Regions from separate parts of the Homo sapiens genome. Here region 1 is linked to region 2. A link is a loop called in an ENCODE intact Hi-C map of the cell type or tissue named here. Cell type or tissue: IMR-90. All regions are shown on one strand. Each heading gives the region's core, and the rest is flanking DNA. Links, peaks and the distances in the headings are about the cores only.

Region 1 (9,648 bases), core at 3,533-6,032, 51 kb after region 2:
TCTTAGTGAACTTATGTCATACTTTCTATTTACTATCAAAAACCTCTATAGTACCCTGTGAACAGTTTTAAATATGTGCTCATGATTGATGACTAATTTTAAGGAAGGAGTATAGATTCTGTAATTCAACCTTACCTTGAAGTTCCAAATTGAATGGAAAAAAAAAAAAAAAAAAGATGCTCTATTGTCCTCCCCCATAAACTTGAGGTAGGAGATAGGTACATACACTATGCTTTGCTTCCTACTCATCAGCTTAGAATTTGAGCAATTCAAATACTTAGATTTTTTATAGCTGTTGATAAATAAGTTCCTCTTTAATTGTGTGTGTGTGTGTGTATATATACATATATATATATATATGTATATATACACACACACACACACACACACACACACATAAAATTCTGGATATATATCCAGAATTGCCATCAAATAGTTTATTTTGGAGACAAAATCTGTTATCAGATACCATTCTGATGGAATTGAGAGATGAGATAATCATTAAGTAACAAAGTGTATCAACAAATATTTTCTGAAAGCCTACTAGTAATAAAGAGCAACGTCACATTGCAGCAGGAGGAAGGTGTCAAAGACAATTCCTTTTTCCCGCAAAAACCTACTATTTTTAAAAAATGAAGCGTATTGTGTATATTTGAAGTTTGCAATATGATTTTATGGGATCCATGCCTACAGATATGAAGATAATAGTACTAGTTACTGTGGAGAGGTGGACTCTCATATCTATCATCTCACATCGCTACTTGTATTTGTGACAAGAACAGCTAAAATCTATGTAGTTCAGGAAAATCCCTAATACACCATGGTTTTACTAACTTGAGCACTCATGTTGCACGTTAGATACCTGGACTTCTCCATCCTCGCAGCTGCTGTTTCGTATCCTTTGACCCACATCTCCCCCTCCCCGCCTATGTCTACCCTGTTAACCACACTTCCTTCCATCATCTATCTTGTGTCTTTGAGCTCTTGTTAAGATACAGATTTCACACAGAAGTGAGATCCTGCAGTCTTTTTCTTTTTGTGTCTGGTTTATTTCACTTAACATAATGTCCTCCAGGTCCATCCACACTGTGGCAAATGGCAGGCTATACCGTTGTGTGTACATGTGTGTACAGACATAGGCACACACACTCCTATATCATATTTTTTATTAATTTGTTCATTGATGAGCTTTTAGGTTGTTTCTATAGCTTGGCTGTTGTGACTAATGCTAATGAACATGGGAGGGCAGGTGACTTTAAGTGGTGCTGATTGCCTCTCCTTTGAGCATATACCAGAAGGACTGCTGGGTCATACTATAGTTCTACTGTCACTGTTCTCTATACTGTTTTCCAGATGGCTGCACCAACCTACATTCCCACCAACAGTGCACAGGGTTCCCTTGTTTCACACCCTCACAACATTTGCTATCTCTTGTCTTTTTGATAACAGCCATCCTTACAGGTATGAGGTGCTAGCTCAGTGGTTTCAATTTGCATTTCCCTTATGATTAGTGATGTGGAGCACCTTTTCGTATAGCTTTTTGGCCATTTTTATATTGTCTTTGGAGAAATGTCTATCCAGGTCCTTTACTCATTTTTTAATCAGGTCATTTGTTTTTCTGCTATTGAGTTGCAAGAGTTCTTTATAAATTTTGGATATTAAACCCTTATCAGGTATGTGGTTTGCAAATAATTTTTCCCAGTCCATAGGTTGCTTTTTCACTTAAGAAAAATAAAGTTGGAGGCATCACACTTGATTTAAGATTATATTACAAAGCTATAATAACTAAAACAATGTGGTACTGCCAAAAAACACAAACACAGACCAATTAGACAGAGTATAGAGCTCAGAAATAAATCTAAATGTATATGGACAACTAATTTTCAATAAGGCCATCAAGAGGACACAATGAGGAAAGGATAATCTCTTTAATAAATGGTGTTAGGAAAACTGGATTTCTGCACACAAAAGAATGAAATTGGACCTTTATTTTACCATACATAAAAATCAACTCAAAATGGATGAAAGGCCTAAAATCATAAAACTCCTAGAAGAGAACATAGTGGAAAAGCACCTCAATATTGACCTTGGCAATAATATTTTGAACGTCAGAAGAAAAGCTCAGGCTACAAAAGTAAATAAATGGGACTGCATCAAACTAAAGAGCTTCGGCTCAGCAAATAAAATAATCACCTAAAAGAACTATTTTAATGTAAGAATGAGTCCTTCAGATGTAGGCCTTCCCAATGATTCTGTCAATGACTAAGCAGGTTTTGAAGTAAAGTCTACAAATAAATGTCTGATATACAGTCGACCCTTGAGCAACATGGTGGCTAGAGGTGCTGGCCCTCCAAGCAGTCAAAAATCCACATGAAGCTTTTGACTCTCCAAAAACTTTACTCATAACCTACTGTTGACCAGAATCCTTACCAATAACATAAACAATCAATTACCATATATTTCATATGCTATATGTATTAATACTTTATTCTTACAATACAGTAAGCTAAAGAAAAGAAAATGATATTTAAAAAATTATAAGGAAGAGAAAATATATTCACTATTCACTGAGTGGCATCATAGAGGACTTCATCCTCATTGACTTCATGTTGAGTGGGCTGGGGAGGAGGAGTAGCAGGGGTTGGTTTTGCCGTCTCAGCGGTGGCCGAGGCAGAAGAGGTGGAGGAGGTGGAAGGGGAGGCAGCAGAGGCAGGCTCACTCGGTGTAACTTTACAGAAATACGTCGTATTTTCTGCCTGACATTTTTGCTTTTTCATTTCTCTAAACATTTTTCCATATGGTACCAATCCTTCTCCTACCATTTGCTTTCGTTTCAGTGCCTATATCATAGAAGGATCCGTGTCGTGAAAGACATCAAAAGCATTGAGTCATCAGAACCCTTCTTCCAGATTGTTTAATGTCAATTTGTTTCCTGGCACTGCTTCTTCCATGTCTTCTTCCTCACTGTCTGGCATTGGTTTGAAGCACTCCTCTGGTGTGGTGTCTGTTAGCTCTTGAATTTCTCCAAGATCCATAGCTTGAAACCATTTTTGCCATATCCACGATCTCTTTCATGATTTCCTTGATTGGCCCTGTCATAAATCCCGTGAGGTCATGCACAACTCTGGACAGTTCTCTCCAGTGGGAATTGTTTCAGGGTTGATGGCCCGCATGGCTTTTCCTATAACAGTAATGGCCTCTTCAATGGTGCAATCTTTCCAGATTTTCATGATGCTCTCTCTATCAAAGTTATCTTCCATAGCATTGACAACCCTTTCCATAGGGTTCCATGTGTAATGACCCTCTGATCTAGAGGCTGGATGACAGATGTTTGGGGGCAAGACCACTTTGACGCCTTTGGTGTTAAACTCATTGGGTTCTGGGTGGCCAGGGGCATTGTCCAATATCAAAAGAACTTTAAAAGGCAGTCATGGCCGGGCACGGTGGCTCACGCCTGTAATCCCAGCACTTTGGGAGGCCAAGGTGGGCGGATCATGAGATCGAGGCCATCCTTGCCAACATGGTGAAACCCCGTCTCTACTAAAAATTCAAAAATTAGCTGGGCGTGGTGGCACGTGCCTGTAATCACAGCTACTCAGGAGGCTGAGGCAGGAGAATTGCTTGAACCCAGGAGGCAGTGGTTGCAGTGGGCTGAGATTGCACTACTGCACTCCAGCCTGGCGACACAGCTAGACTCTGTCTCAAAAAAAAAAAAAAAAAAAAAAAAAAAGGCAGTCGCTTCCTGACTTCAGGGACAAAGTATCAATGGAACCAATCCAGGAAAACGTTCTCACTGTCCTGCTTTCTTGGTGAACAATGAAAAGATTGGCAGGTGGTGTTTTTTTCCCTCCAAGGCTCAGTTTTATGGATAAGGACAGCCCCGATCACAAGCTCAGCTGCATTTGCACAAACCAGTAGAGTTGACCTATCCCTTCCTGCCTTAAGTCTGGTGTTCCTTCTCTTCCTTACCAATAAATGTCCTTTGTGGCATGTTTTTCCCTAAGAATTGGGCACTTACATCTGCACTAAAAACCTGTTCAGGAAGATATCCTTTCTCCTCAAGGATTTTCTTTTTTTTTTTTTTTTTTTTTAAAGACAGCATCTTGCTCTGTCGCCCAGGCTGGAGTGCAGTGGTGCAATCTCAGCTCACTACAACCTCCACCTCCTGGGCTCAAGCGATTCTCCTGCCTCAGTCTCTCAAGTAGTTTGGATTACAGGTGCCTAGCACCACACGCGGCTAGTTTTTGTATTTTTAATAGAGACGGGGTTTCACCATGTTAGCCAGGCTGGTCTCGAACTCTTGACCTCAGGTGATCCACCCGCCTTGGCCTCCCAAAGTGCTGGGATTACAGGTGTGAGCCACTGCGCCCGGCCCTCAATGATTTCCTTAATGATGTCTGGGAACTCAGCTGCTGCCTCTTGGTCAGCAGAAGCTGCTTCTCCTGTTATCTTGAACTTTTTAAGCCAAACCTCTTCTAAAATTATCAAGCCATCCTTCACCTTCCCTTTGCTTTGTCAGATAATGACTTCACTTTTTCTTGAATCATATTAGAATCTACAGTATGCCTTTCTCATAACAATCCTGTACCCACATAAAAGCTGCATTTGCAATGAGATTAAAAAGGATTTAACAAAACGTGCAAGGTTTTCGTGCCTGCTGGCATAGCTGCAGCCATGTCTCCATGAGTTTCCTTTTCTTTTTTTACACTATTTCTTACACTGGATTCATTTATCCTGAAATGGCAGCGACTGCCAGTCTATGGTACATACCAAGCAATTCAGCTTTTTCTGTAAAGCCGTGGCTTTCCCTGCTTCTTGGGAGAAGGTTCAGCATCTCCAGGGGCACTTCCTATGGGCCCCATGGTGTAATTCAAGGTTTACAGTATTGCATTAAACACAATGAAAAATACACGAGAGCTATAAGAGACCGCCTTTTACGGTAACACACAATTTACTGGAGAGACGAACAGCTCATGCAGAGGCGATGAGCATCACACAGCATTTTAAGGGATACTTGTAACTCCTGAGCTCACCACAACAGCAAGAGCAGGGGTGATGAAATGAGGACAGGAGTGCTGGAGGGACTACAGTTGAGTTTATGAAGTGATGATTTCATACAGCATTTCTGCATTTGTTTATATTTCTCTTGACTGAGAATGTGCATACATTCTAATAAATTTTAACTTTTTAAAAAGATGTGTGTATATTTTATGATAGTCAAGGATAAAACAGACTAGTATCTACATATAGTTTATGCATTCATGACATATGTTTTTAATTTTCTTATACTTTTAGGCTATGTGGTTCATCTGTGAGTTTTTTCAAGTTGTTGAAAATCTCCAAAAATGTTAATATATTTGTTGAAAAAAAATCATGTATAAGTGGACCCGTGCATTTCAAACCCATGTTGTTCAAGGGTCAGCTGAATTTTTAAGGAAAGTGGAGAAATCAAATGTCTACATTTTATTTTCTTCTGCCACAAGCACATGCTTATTTGAAAAGTATTCCCGTGCAGTTGCTGCTGTAAGGGGTGGCGTGGGGCCTGGGAATGTGCACTCCTAACAGGTTCCCAGGTCAGGCTGCTGCTGCTGGTCCAGGGCACCCCACTTTGGGAACCACTGGGTGAGGGTAACCCTAACATTTACACAGTGTGTCACTATTTACAAAACACAACTGTTACATAAACCATTTACAATAACGGACCAAGGTGCATCCATATTTTATTGAAATCTCCATTTTTTTATTGAGGAAACCATGACAGGTAGAGAGCACTTTGCCAGGACAGCCACGGAGCCTCAGTGCTGAGATTCCAAACTGATTTTTCTGACTAAGGTTTTGCTATTTATTTCACTAGGCTGCCAAAGACAACTCCCATTCACACATGGTTTAGGGCATCCTCAAATTCCCTCTAATCTCACAGGTGTTTCCAAAACCATCTTTGCTTATTTTGCTATTTTTAATTCAGGACTGATTTAATATCAAAGGGTTTCTGAGGATCCACTCTTCAGAACTCCTGTCTGCCTGCTGTTTAGATTAAATGGATAAGGGAAATTATAATGACTGAGTCTCTTTTCCATCCATTATTTCCAATGATAAAATACAGAGGTTAACAGCAGCAAGTACTTTCTGGACACTGACCTTTTGCCAGGCACTGATAAGAATTTTACATAAATTTTCTCGTGTAACCCTCTCAACAGCACTATGAAGAAAACACTTATTGCCCCAATTCTATAGACAAGGAAGCCAGGCTGAGGGCAGGCAGCCTTCCAAGGCCACTCACCTCTTGAAAAGCGCTTCCTGAGATCAGCTGGCTCCCATTTGCATGAAACCTCAAAACACACACTGAATGACATAATACAGTGGCAGGAGGTGAGGTAAAACGTATCCAGGAAAGGCCTTTTGTTTCCTCAGTGAGAATGAAATTAAATGAAACATCTTTTGGTCCAGGGGATTCTTGGGGTACATGAATTTTCTGATCATGACAACTTTACATGTGACACAGCAATTGGAAGCCCAAATATCAATATTTTAGTAGATAGGCAGGTTTCTTATGCTGTGATCCTACACAGTGTCATAAATACAGAAGGACAATAAGCCTCTTGTATGACACAGAGCGATGGTAATGAACAGCTCTGCAAATGATTCAATGTAACCACAATCCATGTGTGAAAGAAACATTTTAATTAGAGGTACTCACTGGATTCATGAAGCACTTCACCCACCACAGAGAAACGAGCTGTGGCTAAGACATACTCAGAAAACAAACAGAGTTGGAAATAAAACCTATGCGGGTAAATCTTATGCCAGAACCAAATCAAGGGAAGCAATATTTTTCAGGCAAAAGATGAGGATGTGGCATAAATCTGTGGGTGCTGGAATAACGCTTGACTGCTCAAAAATGTTTTTACAAAAATTGTAAGGGACTGAATGTACTACTGAAGAAGAGAAGTGTTTTGGAAACAGGACTACACCGATTCATTACAACTATTTTGTAACTCTGTTGAGCCACATCTGTGAGAATGAAGTTTCTTTCATTTTTCCTTTCACAGAGTACCTAACGTGACCTTCATTTCCCTTTACCCAAATTAACCCCACAGCAGAAAGGAGACAAAGAATTACAAACAGAAGTGAGTGTTGCACTCCTGAAACTTGACAATGGTAGTGATATTTTCCACAGGGGAATCAACTATCATATTATGCTCACTTATTTTGCTTTTGAAAATAATTCCAGAAATGATATTTTCTGAATATTCTGCACATTTCTTCAGATACTGAATTTTTAGTTTATAAAAAAGTAAACTATTCTCAGAAGACCAAAACGTGCAAGATTTAAAACAAAGTCACACTAAGACAGAAGCCTTGCCTCCTTACAGCAAGAGGCAGAGGCTCTGTTAGAGAATTCCTGATGGTGGCACGCAGGGCCACCTGGCCGCCCGCCACACCAGCCATGGGAGGCGAATGGCACCATCTCATCAGGCTGCAAGGCTGACGCACAATCTCCAACTCTTGTCAACCTCCATCAAGGTCTGGCAAAATAAATATGGCACACACAGTAATAAACCCCACCCTTTTCTCTGGCACTTCCTCTTGTAAAGACGTAGCAGAACAGGGCACTGGTGTGGTACCACCCACCGGTCTAACCAGTGGACAGTGGTAAATACCTGAGGCAGCAGTAACTTTTTAAGGCCTGGGATAATATGCCATTCTGTGTCTACGCTCCATGTTCCTTATCCATTCCCCTGAGACGGACATTTAGGGTACTTCCACACTGTGGATACTGTGAAGAGTGCTGCAATGGCCATGGAAGCGCAGGTATCTCTTCCATATACGGATTTCAATTCTTTTGGACAAATACCCAGGAGTGAGATTGCTGGATCATGTGGATTCTACTTTTTGCTCTTTGAGGAAACAACACACATTTTCCGCAGTGGCTACCTCATTTTGCATTCCCACCGACTGTGCGGGAGCTCCCCTTTCTCCACATCCTCATCATCACCTGTCTTTCTGATATTCTAACAGGTGTGAGGTGGTGTCTCAATATGGTTTTGACTTGCATTTCCCTGATGATTGGTGATGTGAGCCCTTTTTTCCTGTACCCATTGGCCATCTGTATGTGTTCTTAAGCAAAATGTCTATTATTCAAGCTTCCTTTGGGCCATGATCTTCATCTGATAATTTCACCTACTGATGACATTTGCCTAAGTCAATTACTCCATCTGAGATTGAAGAGGGTGATTTTCTAATTCTGCCATTCATCCATTCTACTTGTCTGCAATTCTCTAAGAAATAACTTTCCCTTACCAAGTAGGGTATTTGGTTTACTTAAAATACAGTCCGAACAGGAAAGGCAGACAAATGTTTAATTATTTTCCTTTATAAGACACACTTCTGACTAAGGGACAGGTGCCCTAGTTACCTCCAAATGGGGACCAATGACATTTTATGTTTTTGTTTTTAGCTATAGCTTTTTGGGGGGAGCATTATCAAAAATGATGAGGGTTTAGATATACAATGTTGAAGTCAATCACAGTCATTACTCTTTGGATGGTCAGCTAGCCCTCCGCTGGCCAACAGAATACGGCACAGGTGTGGTGCTGCCCGCTGGTCTAACCAGCAGACAGTAGTGCATGCCTAAGGCAGCAGCAGCTTTAAGGCCTTGGGAATTGGCTGTTGCCTGTGGCCTTGTTATATGACTCCATTACCCTTTGATTTCTTTTCTCTTTGGCACAAGATGTCCCTGGCTCATCTTGTAAGTCTTCTGCCACAGACCTGGAACCAGCTCTCCACCCAGGGAGTTCTGGCTTCTATTAGTGGGGAACGGCATTTAGAGGTTGCAAAGAGGGTACTAAGGGTGATGGCTGGAATGTCACTGCTTCCAAGCACCTTCCGTGGCAGGAGCTAAGAAATACTGGTATTCGTGCACCAGTTGCACATGGTTTTAATTCGAAAGGCTTTCCAACAGAGGTTAACGGCTGACAGGGCAAGTTCTCCTCATCATCATGTTCTTTTTTCCGGGGGTATTTGGACCATTGTTACTTGTTTATTCTCCCAAGTAACTTTCAGTCTAACAGTACAGCTACAGAAAAACCTACTGGCATTTTGTTGTTGTTGTTGTTGGGGGAGTGTTAAATCTACACATTACCTACAGAGAACTGCCTTCTTTAGGAAACTAAATCTTCCTATCCAAGAACAAGTTAGGATTTTGCGTTTGTCCAGGTCTACACTTCTGGGGGAAAAAAATGTTCTTAATGCAGGTTTTGCAGAAATCTTGTTAATACCGGAATGGTTTATCCTTTTTGAGGCTATTCTCAATGAGTTCTCCTCTTCCACTATAACTTTTCAGAGGTTATTTTTTATATCTATAAAGACCATTGAATTCCATATATTAGTTTAAATACTACTACTAATCTTTCACTTAATTATTTTATTGTTCATATTGGCCACTAATTATCTTGGGTTTTCCAGATATGCAATCTTGTCACCTATGAATAATTTTAGCTGTTCTTTTCAGTGGTAATATCTGTTAAGTTGTCCTGTCTAATTTCAAGAGAAATACCTCCAATACCCTGTAAAATAGTCATGGAATTAATGAACATTCTGGCTCTGTTCCCAACCACAGAATGCCTCTAAAGTTTTCTCAGTAAGATG
Region 2 (9,648 bases), core at 4,341-6,840:
AACAGAAACATTTGGATAAGAGAAAGACAATTCAGTAGTAACTTGTCAAATACTTCCTGGCAGAGAGCAGATGGGCAGCAGACTCCTGCAGAATAGAGCTTGTTTCCCAGAAGCACCCCAGCATCCAGCTCGCTGAGTGTTACCTGCTCTACTCATGGTCTCATGGTCTGCAATCGACATGAAATCACAGCAGGTGCACAGGGCAGGTGAGGAGAATTCTGCAACATTAAACAGTTTGTTTTTTTTTTTTTTTTGAAATGGAGTGTCACTTTTTTGCCCAGGCTGGAGTGCAGTGGTGCGATCTCAGCTCACTGCAACCTCCACCTTCTGGTTTCAAGCGATTTTCCTGCCTCAGCCTCCCAAGTAGCTGGGATTACAGGCACCCACCACCATGCCTGGCTAATTTTTGTATTTTTAGTAGAGATGGGGTTTCACCATGTTGGCGACGATGGTCTCAAACTCCTCGTGATCCGCCTGTCTCGGCCTTTATTCTCCATGTAGCTTTGTCTTTGGATGTAACCAGTGTGATGTGTTAATTACTACTCTTTACAGTGGCAAAGGCAGATCTTGAAGGTTCTATTGTAATTTTCTTTTTTCCCAATAAAAGTATCTTTAAAGTCTTAAATAAACTAAAACATTTCAGCTGTATTTAAAGTTTAGATACAACAAATTATATACTTATCATTGTACATTTTTAATTTTAATACAAGTGAAAATTTTTGAATAATTATTTGAAGACATATAACCTTCAATTTTTTAAATTTCTTAACTTTTTCAAACTTATATTTTTTCAGGGAAAAACATTTAACATTTTTATACTTCACATAATTCCCTTATTTTTTAATACTTGGAGTCACTGAGAATGAGTACAAGATGAGACATTAATAGAAATAGAAAATACTAAAAATGGGAATCAAAAAGCAATCAAAATAGAAAATCTTCTCAAATAAGTTTACTTCATTTATTTCTAATTGCAAAAAAGAAAGCAGACATGGATTTTACCAAAGTCTATAACAAATTATTGAATAAAGATCTAATATTGAGTAGAAAATTTTTTTTTATCAAATCCATAACTTGAACAGAGCAGAGGGAACTGCCTCAACTTCCTATTTTTTATTATTAATAAATGAGAAATACATTGCCAGTCTTTTAGCAGAATACCCACAAATGCACAATGAAAATTACATTCAATTGTATTTGAAGTTTTGTTTACTTTAGTCATATAAATGAAATTTTATTTAGTTTCAATTTTTATGTGACATAGGTGTATTTGTCAATGGGTAGATGTGTATATTTGTTGTTGGGTAAAACATGTTCTTTTCATAGTTGGTTAACTGAAATAACAATTGCAACCTCTGGCTTCTGGCAGTCCCTTAATCTAGACCCCAAAAACAGGAAAACTTAAAATTAAAAAAAAAAAAAAGATGCTTCAGATGAAGTTACACCTAGAAGGGGAATTATCCCTGGGCCTGTATCACTGGGAGGTCTCCTGACTATTGATAGCAATCCAGCACCTATTTTTGAGCACCTACAGTTTATGGCAAAAACAAAAACAAAAACATATATATGTGTGTGTCAGACTCCCGAGATGTAGAGGTCTCAAGAGATCAAAGTCTGTAGGGGAAACAGAAAAGTGAATTACAGGTCTGTGAAAGAGCTGAGCAGAAAAGCCTGAGACCTGCTCAGAGGAAGACAGGCTCCCAGGGAAGAACACATGTGTTAGACAGAGCTTCAAGGGAAGATGAGGATTAGCAAGGGAGGTAGTGGAGCTCAGGGTTTCCAAAGAAAGCACAGGACACAGGCATGGCCATGTGAGACAGCGTGGCATGGAAGGAGGGAGACAGCCCACATGGGTTGGAGTAAATGGCTTTGCAGGAAAATTGGGGGGGGCGGGGGCGGTGGTGAGGTGAGAACGATTGGGTGCTAGACAGAAATGAGTCTTATATCCTATGCCCAGGAGTGACTGGGGACTCCTGAAACTTTTTTGCATGGAAATAACAAAAGTGACTAAATAGAAAACAATGGAGAATGTATTTCCTGAGAAAGATCCATCAGAAAGCAATGCCTAGTTGGAATCTCAGAAGTTCCCTAAAGACAGCAGGAGTAAGGTTTTAGTCACCCTCCTTTAATGGGTCATCTATTCCCTGTGCTCAGAAACAGAAAAGGCAGAGAGGCAAGAGGGAATGAGCAGAGATCCCACATTGGGCACCACCAGCAATGGAGCTGCAAACACAGGCAGAGCCCCCAAGGAAGGAGCTGTGTTCACAGAACCATGCAGGCACCGGCCTGTGATCCCATCTGCTGCAGTGATGAGCATGTGCTTCACCCCAAAACTCTCAAGGAAGGTGACAATCTCACAAGCAACCATGCATCACCAACTGGTAATGGTTCTCAAGAAGGTAAGCCTGTGTGTGTGTGTGTGTGTGTGTGTGCACATGTGCACGTGTATGCATACATGTGCCTGTGTGCATGTGTATTCTGCCTAACTGCCCTAACTAGAACATCCAATACAATGATGAACAGAAGTGGTGAGAATGAACATCCTTGTTTTTCCTCATCTTGGGGAAAGCACCCAGCCGAAAACCATTAAGACTGCTGCTAGTCACAGGGTTCACAGGTGGCTTTATTAGGTTAAGGAAGCCCCCTTCCATTTGCTGCTGTTGCTGTTGCTAAGTGTTTGTATCACGGATGGTTGTTACATTTTGTCAAATCATTTTCCTGTGTATGTGATATGATTGTGTGGTTTTGTTTTGCTGATGTGATGCATTACATGTGCTAATTTGCATTTGTTAAACCAACCTTGCATTCCGGGGACGAATCCCACTTGCTGATGGTGTGTAATCCTTTTCATAGATTGCTAGATTTTATTTGCTAGTAATTTGTTGGAGATTTTTGTATTTCTATTCACAGAAAACATTGGTCTTGGTTTTCTAATTTTTTTGATGTTTTTAATCTGGTTTTGGACTCAGGGTAATACTCATCTCACAGAGTGATGTATTCTCTCCTCTTCTATCTATTGGAAGAGTTTGTGAAGAATTCATATTAATTCCCTTTTAAGAGTCTGGTAGGAATAACCAGTGAAGCCATCTTATCCTTGGCTTTTCTTTGTGGGAAGTTTTTTTTATTATTATTACTAAGTTAATCTCTTTACTTGTTATAGATCTAGTTCAATGTTCTACTTATTCTTGAATCAATTTCAGTAACTCATGTCTTTCTAGGAATTTGTCCATTTAATCTAAATTATCTAATTTATTGTAATATAGTAGTTAAAATATTCATTTATAATTTTTAAAATCTCTATAAAGTTGGTGGTAATGGTCTCTCTTTTGTTCCTGATTTTAGTAATTTGAGTCTTCTCTTTTTTTTTCTTGGTCAGCTCTAGCTCTTATTCTTTGCTTCCCTGCTTTAGGAATTTCATATATTCAACATCTGGATATACTAATTTGTTAGCTAGGTAAAACATGAACTTATTTATACTTAAGAACATGTTAGTATGAAAAATACCTATGGATATCTATTAAATTCTTCTGTGAATTATTTAAGGTATAATTTTACAAAAAAAAAAACTTGTCTAGAAAATAAAATACCAAATCATTCAAAGGCAAACTTCTAATACTACAAGGCTACCATGGCATAGTGCAAAAACAGCACCAATCCAGGATTCAAGAAGACCTCTATGATGCTAGCTCTGCTATGAACAAGCACGTAATTTTCAATTAGTCACTTATTTTCTTTTGGCTAAAAATGGAATCAGGTGGTCTTTAGGGCCCATCTGGTATGAAGATCCTTTCATTGTTTGATACCTAACAGTAGAGTAAACAACTACATTTAGATCACCTAAGAAGCATCAGAGCACCTAAGGAACATCAGATAAAAATCTATTCAGATCCAAATAATAAATACAGCTTGCTTGACATGTCAGGGCCGATTTTCCCTTTCCACAGTTTTACGACTCAAAACTGTATTAGATTTTCTTGGATCTGACAATCAAAAGGTATTGGAGCCACACAGGAATACCATGAAGGATTTCAAACTCAAATTCAGCAACGAGGAAAAAATAGGTTAACCTATTATAAGTCCTTTTTTCTTTCTTTCTTTTATAATCTAACATAAATCATGAAAATCCAAAGGCAAAATTAAAAGGCAATAAAATATGTTCCAGTAGTTCACCTTATCCTGGGAAGGGCTTACTAACTGTTGCCCAGATGTACTTAATGCAGCTTAAAACGACCATGTCGTTTAACTTAACCATGTGCATCTGCCTGTCCAAGACCACCCCAGCTTAGGAAAGCTCCACTTTCATAAAGTATGTGGACCACAGAACTTGGTAAGTCAGACAAGAGCAACAAAGGAGGTTCAAGATGAAGGTTAGAGAGTACAGGTTTCTCACCAGATCTGTACACACTGTAAATGATAAACAAGAGCAATTATTGTTTAGCTCTGACACCCAGTGTATTCACTTCAGAGTAATGTTTCCAGCAGAAAATACCAGGGCCAATCCACTGTTCCAGACTTTGTCTCCATTAAATCCAATACTGTTCCCACATACTTTAATTTAAAGGAATTAAAACCAATAACTACACACAAGGCTGAGAGATCACTTTACAGAAGCAAATCCAGAAGTTGCCAGCATGCCTGTAAGATTTCATTTCTGGAAAGCATTAAATTATCCTCTGTGCCAACAGAAAAAAATAGGCTCAAAAGGAATAAAAATGAAGTACTGGGCTAATAGTTCAAAAAAGCATAAGGTTTTCTGCGGTTTATAACTTGAGGACTTTTTCCTTTTAAGATTCCCTTCAGGTAGAGCTTTCAAAAATACAATCATAAGCCTTATATAAGGACCACATCTGATATGAGCCTTGCATAACAGCAAGGACACCCCACTTTCCTCAAGTTCAGTCCATGTGCATCACCAGAGCTACACTTTCACTCCACCAGCTACAGTGAAGTCATTAAATATTTGCAAGGCCACATTTTCCAAATTAGGTCCATTATTTTTATGAACCTCAATTCTAACAAATGCTGTAATAATCCTAAGTTTATTTCTAGATGTCTGAATCTCCCACTTAAAGTGCAGAACTAATGAAACTGGTCTTATTCTGACACGGATTGCTTATAAATGAAACAAAAAAACTACAAAAGAAAACCATGGCTCTGCCAACCCTTGCACAAATGTGTGATCATGCTCACTCACACAACAAATATTCACCAAATGCTCTTTAAGCCAAGAAGTTTTCTAGGCTCTGGGATTAGGCAGCTGGGCTCACAAAAGTGATCAGATGTTAAGTCAGACACAAACCAGAAATCTCACCTAGGACCCAGCTTTTCCAATCATTAGAGGGATACAGCCACCAAGAGGCACAAGAAAAGCAGGAAGAGGTTAAGACATCGTGTGTGGGTCTCCAGGTCTTCCCTTCCCTCTTAGTCTCTGGGTAAGGTACGTGGTTTAGTTCACATAGGGACAGGGATGTAGGTTATGAAACATCTCCATTTAATACTTCAAATAGCTGTCTGGTTCTCTACAGAGCCATGACTCATGGATCCATAGACCACAAATTTATTTACCATGCAATCCTAACCCAGAGAAATCCTGCTAAAACCAGAACATAGATAAGGGCTCTTTTCATAGCAAACATCATGACTCTATTTACCAGGAGGCCTATTATCCTCATATAACAGAGACGCGTGTAGGTCACCTGTCTTCTTTCTTTTTCTTCAAGTGCCCCTTGGTATTCCTAGTGGTTGAGAGGGAGGAATCGCAGGCCAGCTGCCTCCCAGACATTATACAATACAGGCAAGATCTCTCTTCTTACGTAGCTTATGCTCTTCAGGGAGGAGCATCCAATAAGGAAATATATGAATAGACAAGACAATTTTAGAGATTTGTGTGCTGTGATGAACATAGAATAGGGTGATGTGATAGGGAATGAGTAAGAGGGCTGCTTTAAATTGGGTGGTCAGAGAAGGACTCTCTGAAGGTATGATTTAGGACCTGAGATCTGAAAGACAAGAAGTCATTCATAAGAAAATCTCTGCAAAACCATCCTAGTCAGGAAGAATAGCACATGCCAAACTCCCAAAGTGGAAGAGCTTGGTGTAAAATAGAAATGATTGAGAAGCAGAAAAATTGCCTACAATGTTGGAGAGTATCAGATGGGGGAGAGTGGATGGAGGGTGGAATGTGAGCAAGGACCAGATGATGGGAGGTCACTGATGTGATGGGCGTGGGCTTCGATCTTATTCTGGGTAGAATGAACCACCATGGGGGTAGTGCCAGAAGAATCACTTGATCTGACCTGTGTCTTAGGCCATCTGGCTGTGGGTGTAGAAGAGGCAGTAATGGACATGGGGGGAAGCCAGAGTATTCTGAAGCAGCCCAGCTGTTAAGAGACGGTGGTCTGGACAAAAGCCGGGGGAAATGGCAAGAAATAGAAGGGTTTGGGTTATGTATTAAAGTAATGACCAGGAGTGTGAAAATCATATCTCAATAAAGTTGTTTAAAAATATATGGCCAAGAGTCCCTGATTTTTGTAGATATCACTATATATTGAAGCATTTACAGACAAAATGATGGGATGCCAAAGATTTTCTTCAAAATAAATTGGGTGTGTATGTGTGGTGGGGGTGGGGAGAGATGGAGCAAGATAAGCCGTGAGCTGACAACTGGGGCAGCTAGGCTAGCCACAGTTGGGTGTGTGGAAATTATATTAACATTGAATATATGTTTAAAATTTCCATAATAAAGTGTTCAAATTTGAACATTAAGTCTGGCAGGATCCTGATGGTCACAGGGTGGTGAAACACCTTGTGTGTAGTTTAGTCAATCACTAACCTTACACACATTCTCTGTAACATCTCCAGATGATCCTTCAGTCTGCTTAGAGTAGCATGAAACTTCTTTTCAACAGCCTGTACTCTTATGTCATTTAATCTGAAGAAAGTGCTTTGTCACACTGAGCGAAAATCAATCTCTCTGAAACTTCCAACCGTGCGACATAGTTCAATAACATGGAAGCAAAGCAAATGGTTGGACTCCTCCCATAAGGTCACTCTTAAGAACGGATATCCCACCTTTCACAAGCTAAAATGAAATTCTTTAAGTCACTCCTGAAACCAGAAATAGATATTTTCCTTCGAAATAGTTATTTTCCTACTCTTCCTCTCCTTTTTTTCATTCCAGGAAAACTCATCTCCCTCTAGGACCTTGCAATTTCAGTTAAGGTCTCCCTTTTCACTGGTTTATTTATATAGGCCTGCAACATAGTCAAGCCTCCACATACTGGAATACACACACACACACACACACACACACACACACAAACACACTTATATATATATATGTGCATGTATATATACAAACACTAACCATATGCAGTAATATGAAGATTTTTTGTTCTTCAGTACACATAGTAAATGACATTTTGTAATCATGACATTACTCCTATGATACAATCCCATGAAATACACACATTACAGACTACCAAATAAATGTGTAGGCCATATAGTTTCTCGCACTTACCCTGTTCTATCTTAATTAAGGAAACATAGCTCAGCATAAGAAAGATTTTATTTTGAAGACAAATTTGAATCTCCTCTAATTTATTAGAATGAGTTGACATTCTAGTCCCTTATCATTAATAAGCAATAGCTTAGGGTGTAATTCACAACTGGGTGGATGCACACTGTCCTTTCATGGTTTACATGCCTTCCATTTTGTACTAACAGTGTACAAAGCTTTGGAGTTGTTTCCGTCGCACAGCCCCCTGGTCTTCTGACAGCCTCACCACAGTGTCCCAGTCCCTTCTGTCCACTGCCTATAAGAACTGGACCTCCACATCCTTCATTGAGGGATCTCCCCCATCGCCCCAACCCGCTGGGAAGCAACTTGGCCATCACTTGTCCACAGTTAATTGGACAAAGGATAAGCAACTGACCCAGCCAAAATATTCCATTTCATGTTGACAGGAAATAGTGATTCCAGATAAAGCTCTGGCAGTCAGCCGTCTCTGTCAGTGTTTCATTTTGCCTACTGCCCCAAATGCCTCACTTCCTTCTTGCTCCGTGTATCATGTTAGACATCCACCACCATCCCTTACTTAAAAAAAACAAAACAAAACTTATCAAATAACATGATTCACATCTGAATCTAAGCAGTTCAGAGAACTTATACCCCAAATCAACAGTCTTTCATCCCAGCCCTCCCCACTCACAAGCCTGTTCCAAGGAGGCAATGTCAGTGCTAAGACTGACGATGCTGGGTGCTGTTCCTGATCAAAACCAGTTTGTGTCCTGTCCACAGGTGGGGGTGAAGGAATTTAAAACCCCCAGCTTGTGTCTGCTGGCTCCCTCCTGTGAAAGAAGAGAGGTTACCTCAGCCACAGTAAGCCCTGGGAAACACAATAACCCCTGTGGACTTCACATTCCCAGGGCTATACAATGATATTATGATTCTTACTATTTTCTTCTGTTAACCTACATAGACTCCTCTCTCTGAAAAATGAGTCCATCAGCAATGCTACCTCCCGACATCAGGCCTACCCACCTTCACTTCTCACATTTTAACCAAATTTTAACCAAATTTTGAATGGCCATAGCCGTTAACATTTAGGTGGTTTTCTATAGCTACAACCAGGTTTTCTATCCTTTCCTATGGATGGTATAAAGAAATTCAAAATCATTAATCATAATTTTCTTTCTTTTGCTTGTGTAAAATTATTCATCATGCAGTCAAGAACATACTAGGATTGCTGTTCCTTCTCTATGGCCCCTAGAATGACTATTTAGGTAACAAAAGCAAAACATTCCTCACACCCAACTGAAATGCACTCTTGCCCCACACCACATAACTTGCTTATGATCACGATGCTTAAAATTATATTGACTTCTTTCACATTGAAATCATATATTCTTTTGTTTTCTTAAACTTATTTTTCTTTCATTTATTAATGAAAAATACTTCTGTCATATCTGGAAGATTTTCTATCTTCTCAGTATTGCTCTTATTGAATAGAATCTTTTTTTTTTTTTCTTTAGAGGGAGTCTGGCTCTGTCACCCAGGCTGGAGTGCAGTGGCGAGATCTCGGCTCACTGCAAACTCTGCCTCCCGAGTTCAAGCAATTCTCCTGCCTCAGCCTCCTGAGTAGCTGGGATTACAGGCAGACGCCACCATGCCCAGCTAATTTTTGTATTTTTAGTAGAGACAGGGTTTCACCATTTTTTGGTCAGGCTAGTCTCAAACTCCTGACCTCATGATCCTCCCACCTTGGCCTCCCAAAGTGCTGGTATTACAGGCATGAGACACCGCGCCTGGCCTGAATAGAATCTCTTTTTACCCCGAGATCTTCTCAAAATTTTCTGTCCACCTGCATGAACCTGGACCTGGTATTTTCTAACCCTGAGACATAGCTGAGGCCTGAGATTTCCCTCCATCACTCTCCTGGGTTAGATTAGTTATTTCCTGGATTCTGTGCCTTCTCTGTTCTCAGAACCCTCATTTTATTGGTGTATCTGCTCAAGTAAACTCTCCAGGGGGAGTGCCTTGGACATGAACACCATTTCTCTGCATCACTGAAGAAATCTTTATTCTAGCCTTCAATTTAATTGGTTGTTTTCTATCTGAAATAAGCCTCCCTCGGAATTTACAATAAA

Evidence for each region. Peaks named below come from ENCODE experiments on the same cell type or tissue, not always from the same donor. Only the 100,000 strongest peaks of a DNase experiment are listed, where the experiment ranks them.
Region 1: a loop joins it to region 2, with 2.3 times the contacts of the local background. A loop is called at or near these places in 2 of 110 quality-filtered maps.

What each region holds. Positions count from the first base shown.
Region 1 is chr6:169,583,145-169,592,792 of GRCh38, forward strand. All of the region lies in intron 23 of WDR27 (WD repeat domain 27), which reads right to left. Among named protein-coding and RNA genes, the nearest start is that of WDR27, 110 kb to the right of the region's middle. RefSeq lists a silencer at 6,576-6,745. In IMR-90, for the core only: no CTCF peak of the experiment used is centred there; a DNase peak (open chromatin) is centred at 5,057.
Region 2 is chr6:169,531,418-169,541,065 of GRCh38, forward strand. All of the region lies in intron 25 of WDR27 (WD repeat domain 27), which reads right to left. Among named protein-coding and RNA genes, the nearest start is that of LINC02519, 150 kb to the left of the region's middle. In IMR-90, for the core only: no CTCF peak of the experiment used is centred there; DNase peaks (open chromatin) are centred at 5,224 and 5,544; H3K27ac peaks cover 437 bases.